Regions from separate parts of the Homo sapiens genome. Here region 2 is linked to region 1. A link is a loop called in an ENCODE intact Hi-C map of the cell type or tissue named here. Cell type or tissue: PC-3. All regions are shown on one strand. Each heading gives the region's core, and the rest is flanking DNA. Links, peaks and the distances in the headings are about the cores only. Region 1 overlaps TPMT (thiopurine S-methyltransferase). Region 2 has its middle 48 kb from the start of DEK.

Region 1 (2,921 bases), core at 301-2,800:
TTTTCTTTCCTGCTCAGTGGTCAAAGTTCTCAACATTCAAGCTTATAAATAAATGCATATCTTGGCAGGTATGATTGTATCTGTATATTATCATTACAAGAGAGTTCAGTATAGAGAATGATGTCGAGGTGACTTTAGGGTAACTCATAGTAAAAGTGGCTTGTTAAAGTGAATTCTCTTTGTAGAGAATTACTCACAAGAAATACTTTCTTAATCACTGGTTTTATAACAATGATTCACGATAACAGAAACTCCTGTGTTCCCTGGTGGGAGGGGAAGGTTGAGCTGAACTGTGGACTATGAACATTGTCCTGCCAAAAAGCTGTAATTCATTTTGAATTTCTCTGTCCACCACCATTTCAAATATCTAAAAATTAACTTAGCTAAATTCCTAAACCACCTACAAAAACTGAACCACATACAAGGATCCAGGAAATGTAAAAGGGAAGGCTGTTTTTTCTCCCCCCATTGGCTCCAAACTGATTTTTTAATTTCAAAACTCAATCCAGAAAGACTTCATACCTGTTTCTGTTGTTTCTTACTGTTTGAGAATATTATTTCCAATTATATACCCATCACTAATAGAAAAATAAGGAATTTCTGTGTATTTCCTGAAAATGGAGTTTTAAAACTCACATCCTGTTAAATCACCCAAAGAATTCATCATTAAGGCAAGATAATTCTGTTAATGTTTATCTGCTCATACCATTTCATCTCAACCGCTTTTCCGCAAAGAGGAAAAAATACCCTCAGTCCACTCTTGCCTTTAAGGAAAGTATCTAAATGCTTCTTTAATAGCCTGAAGAGGAAAAAAAAAAAGGTTTTAGGACAATTGTATGGTAGGTGAACACTTTTCATTCATTATCTCACTTAATATTCCCAACAACCTTAATAAGCAGTTACTATTAATTATTATAATCTCCAGCTTACATATGAAGAAACAGGTAACTTGCTCAGACACACACCCAGTCAGTGGTAAATCTGACTTACACCCAGGGCTTTCCTGATTAGTAATTAAAAATAATTTTTTTTTCTTGGGGATGTTTTGAAAATTCTTTATTAATTCTCTAAATATGTACTATTTTGGGGGTGATGGAGCCTCTGGAGCCATGGATTTTTCAACATTAATTTCATGGTACGTTCTCTAAACGTGTACTCAAGCCTCGGAAGTAAACCTGAGAAGTGTAACTCCTGTAGTTTCTTGTAATTCCCTCTGTGGAGATGTGGCTCTTCTAAGGCCATCCACATGACAGAAATAACCCAGTGTTTCTGGTATGATGATGATGATGATGATGATGTCATCTCCTGGGGAGATGGGCGTGGCTGCCCAGAACAAGGAATGTCTCTAACAACCACTTTACTCAGCACTGGTCCCATGATTTATTGCTGCTATGAAGACTACTACTACATTGCACAACATCCTAACTCACTTTATAATTTCTCGCAACTTCTTTTCTCCCACCATAGAGATAATTCTTTAACATCTGAACACATCCTATTGGAAAGCAAAGTCAGACACCACTGATTTTCAGTATGAAGAATTGTAAGCATAAACATTGCTTGAGCACCTGTTGTAGGTATAAATATTCAGGGCCAATACATAGGTGCCGTAGGGATCAAAGAACATATTTTATAAATCTAAGATGTCATCATTTGTAAGCCACACCATTATTTACACACTGTGGGAAGAAAAGACTCTGCCAATTAAACTACATCATGCCACAGATGCACTGTGACTCGGGAGACACAAAAATGTGAAGAATTAAATGTGCATCCTAAAAGTTAGTCAAATAATGTGTACTTTTATTATTTCTATCTCAAAGTCACTTTTTGATAGAACATTTCTCTATTGTATACCAAATATTTCTTACTGATGTCCTTGTTCCTGATGAAAAGCAGTCTTGCCGTTCACCCACTTGTCTTGCCATTCTTCCAGAGTTAGTACTTGGTTTTTCTGTACCTCAGTATCCGAGTACTCTTCAATGTCAAGTGAAGTTCTTGTACCATCCATAGTTTCAGAGACACCTTTGTCTCACAAGCATATGTCTTCCGTGCCTACGTGGAAAATATTTGCAATGTTGTCATTTAAGGTCATTGGAATTCTATTGATGAACTAAATGAAAACCTATTATTCTTAGCAGTATGACTTTTTAAAAATATTTCTTTCTTTTTTTATTTCTGGTTTTATTTTTGAGATGGAGTCTCACTCTGTCTCCCAGCCTGGGGTACAGTAGTGTGATCTTGGCTCACTGCAACCTCTGCCTCCCAGGTTCAAGCAATTCTGCTGCCTCAGCCTCCCAAGTAGCTGGGACTGCAGGTGTGCACCATCATGCCCAGCTAATCTTTCTTTCCTTGTTTTTTTTTTTTTCAGAGACAAGGTCTTGCTCTGTCACCCAGGCTGGAGACCCTGGCTTACTGCAAGCTTCAACCTCCTGGGCTCAAGCGATCCTCCCATTTCAGCCTCCCAAGTAGCTGGGACTTCAGGTACACACCACCACACCTGGTTAATTTTTGTATATATATATTTTTTAATAGAGATGGTTCTCATTTTGTTGTCCAGACAACAAAGAACGCCTGGGCTCAAGGGATCCTTCTGTCTTGGCCTCGCAAAGCACTGGGATTACAAGTGTGAGTCACTGCACCTTGCCATTTCAACATCCAATAAGAAGTGATAACAAAAAATTACTTTCAGTGCGTCTGGTGGTAGAATAATACCCCTTAATACACATTACAAGAGATCATTAAATAAACTGAATTCTATCTTAATATTAGTGTTTCCTCTGCTCTCACACCCCAATCATCAACACACAAGATTTCTGTGACCAAATGTGGGGGTTCTTCCCCCAGCACACCAAATATTGGACACCAGTTGGGTATCTTCTGATTTAATTCTGACATTACCTACCTGGAGATAGTGTCAG
Region 2 (2,921 bases), core at 212-2,711, 160 kb after region 1:
TTCCAGCCTGGGTGACAGAGTGAGACTCCATCTCAAAAAAAGTAAAATAAATAAATAAATAAAATAAAAATAAAACAGCTAGAAGAGAGGATTTTGAATATTTCCAACACAAAAAAATGATAAATGTTTGAGGTGAATATACTAATTACCCTGAATTGATCATTATAAAATTATAAATTGATAATTTATAATCAATCAATTTATATAAATTCAATCAATCAATTGAATTTATAATCAAAAATCACTGTACACCCCACAAATCTGTACAATTATGTGTCAGTTAAAAAAATAAAAAGGAAAAATAGCAATAATTACATGGGCAAATAGAGCTTGATAGGGCTGTAAAAAAATCTGATCTTCAGAGGAATGTAAAACTAATATACACAAAGGCATCATTAACCAATAATAATGAGTGGAAATAGGAAACCTCTAATTTTGATGCCCAGGACTAACTTCTTCTGACAATAGGAAAGTTTTTGTAGTTTCTGCAGGACTTGGAGCCACAAGACCTGAGTCTAAGTCCTGGCTTAGCAGCTCTCTCAGCACTTTATCTTTCTCAGCTTCAATTTATATCTATTACTTGGGGGCTGCCATGATTCTACGAGATGGCATGTGTTGAAGTGTTTTATAAAACATGAAGCCGGCCGGGCACGGTGGCTCACACCTGTAATCCCAGCACTTTGGGAGGCCGAGGTGGATGGATCACAAGGTCAGGAGATCAAGACCATCCTGGCTAACACAGTGAAACCTCGTCTCTGCTAAAAATACAAAAAATTAGCCGGGTGTGGTGGCGGGTACCTGTAGTCCCAGCCATTCGGGAGGCTGAGGCAGGAGAATGGCGTGAACCCGAGAGGCGGAGCTTGCAGGGAGCCGAGATCGTGCCACTGCACTCCAGCCTGGGGGACAGAGTGAGACTCTGTCTCAAAAAAAAAAAAAAAAAAAAGAAAAGAAAGAAAACATGAAGCACCCTCACTCCGCAGTGTTTTTAAAAATTGCTTTAAAATCATGCAAGGAACAGCAACTAGGAAGTCAGAGGCCCAGAGTTTAGTACTGCTTTGCTACTCCCTAACCTCAGAGACCTCAGAAAAATCTTCTAACCATACCAGGCCTGTTTCTTTGTCATAAAAACCTCCAGGTTAAACCAGAATATCTCTAAATTTCCTTTCAACATGAGGCATTTTATAGTGTCATGAATTCAAATTGTTTGCAAAGAAAACACTATGACATCTAGTTCCAAGAACACAGAAGGTGGCATGAGTTTGAACTAGGAGGTCAGTAGAGGGATAAAAGAGATGGTCATAGTGGAGGAACTGGGGTTATCCTCCCAGAAGAGGCTGATGCGAGCTATAGAACAAGAGGTCTGTGTGGCAGGATGCCTAGTAAGAAGGTTGGGATGGGTTCATGGCTTTGGGGTAAAAGGTTGCAGGAATTTGGGAGCTGAATGAACAGGGATTATTAGGCGTTTGCGGAGGTGCAATGTTGTCCTGTGGGTAGCATATAATGCTGCAGGGATTTTGGTGGTCAGCAATGCAGGGGTGAAAGTGGCAGGAGGAGGGAGTGAATGACAATGACAGTGAAGACAAAGACTACCTTCTAACCTTTTCTCTCTCTTGAATCCACTGGGCAGTGAGAGTGATCAAGTTAAAGTGTAAATCCCATGACTTCTCTCCCCTGCTTAAAATCTTTTCATGGCTTTCCTTGTATTGAGATTATGCAAATTCCTTATCATTGGCTTTCAGGTCCCCAAGGGATTTGGCACTTGCCTATCTCTCCAACCACCTCCAACCCTCTGTTTCCATTCCACCTCTTCCTGAATTCCAGCAACACTGAGCAGCTTGAAGTCACCAAGGTATACCTGCAGTAGGGCTGTTTCTCTGTGGTTCTTTATAGGATTCACTGTGATTCTTGGGGAGTTTAGCTTAACTATTTCTTTAGACAAGCTTTCTCTGACCATGCTACATGTAGTACTCTCTTCCCATTGTCTAAGCCCTTTGTTTCTTAAACAGCCACAACCACAGTCTATAATTATTGTACTTTTTTTTTTTTTGAGGCGGAGTCTCGCTCTGTTGCCCAGGCTGGAATGTAGTGGCGGGACGTCAACTCACTGCAACCTCTGCCTCCTGGGTTCAAGCGATTCTCCTGCCTCAGCCTCCTGAGTAGCTGGGATTACAGACATGCACCACCATGCACGGCTAATTTTTGCATTTTTAGTAAAGATGGGGTTTCACCATATTGGTCAGGCTGGTCTTGAACTCCTGACCTCATGATCCACCTGTCTCGGCCTCCCAAAGTGCTGGGATTACAGGCGTGAACCACTGCACCCAGACGATATACTTGATCTTTTGTAGCTTTTGCTTCAGTTAACACATATGTATCATTGCTTTTCCCCCCTTTATCACACTCATCCCCCTTCCATACAGCTCAAATTTGAAACTAATGTGTGTTTTATTATTCACTGTATTTATTGAAGAGTTTTAAATCCTGTTCATCATTTTATTTTATTTTTTCTTTTTCTTTCCTTTTCCTTTTCCTTTTCTTTTCCTTTTTCTTTTCAGACAGAGTCTCACTCTGTCACCCAGGCTGGAGTGCAGTGGCGCAATCTCAACTCACTGCAATCTCTGCCTCCTGGGTTCAAGCAATTCTTCTGCCTCAGCCTCCCACGTAGCTAGGATTACAGGCATGTGCCACCATGCCTGGCTAATTTTTGTATTTTTAGTAGAGACAGGGTTTCACCATGTTGGCCAGGCTAGTCTCGAACTCCTGACCTCATGATCTGCCCGCCTTGGCCTCCCCAAGTGCTGGGATTACAGGCGTGAGCCACTGCGCAGGGCTTTACTTTTCTTTTTGAGATGGAGTTTCGCTCTTATTGCCCATGCTGGAGTGACTGCAGTGGTGTGATCTGGGCTCACTGAAACCTCTGC

Evidence for each region. A loop is a pair of places that touch in the nucleus more often than their neighbours do. Peaks named below come from ENCODE experiments on the same cell type or tissue, not always from the same donor. Only the 100,000 strongest peaks of a DNase experiment are listed, where the experiment ranks them.
Region 2: a loop joins it to region 1, with 4 times the contacts of the local background. A loop is called at or near these places in 7 of 110 quality-filtered maps.

Annotation. Positions count from the first base shown.
Region 1 is chr6:18,147,117-18,150,037 of GRCh38, forward strand. It overlaps TPMT (thiopurine S-methyltransferase), which reads right to left. Exons shown (of 9, transcript NM_000367.5): 2 at 1,872-2,055; 3 at 707-799. The coding sequence starts at 2,011. Among named protein-coding and RNA genes, the nearest start is that of TPMT, 6.5 kb to the right of the region's middle. RefSeq lists an enhancer at 1-803. In PC-3, for the core only: no CTCF peak of the experiment used is centred there; a DNase peak (open chromatin) is centred at 1,325; H3K4me3 peaks cover 617 bases; H3K27ac peaks cover 2,185 bases.
Region 2 is chr6:18,310,818-18,313,738 of GRCh38, forward strand. No RefSeq gene overlaps it. Among named protein-coding and RNA genes, the nearest start is that of DEK, 48 kb to the left of the region's middle. RefSeq lists a silencer at 2,648-2,821. In PC-3, for the core only: no CTCF peak of the experiment used is centred there; no DNase peak of the experiment used is centred there.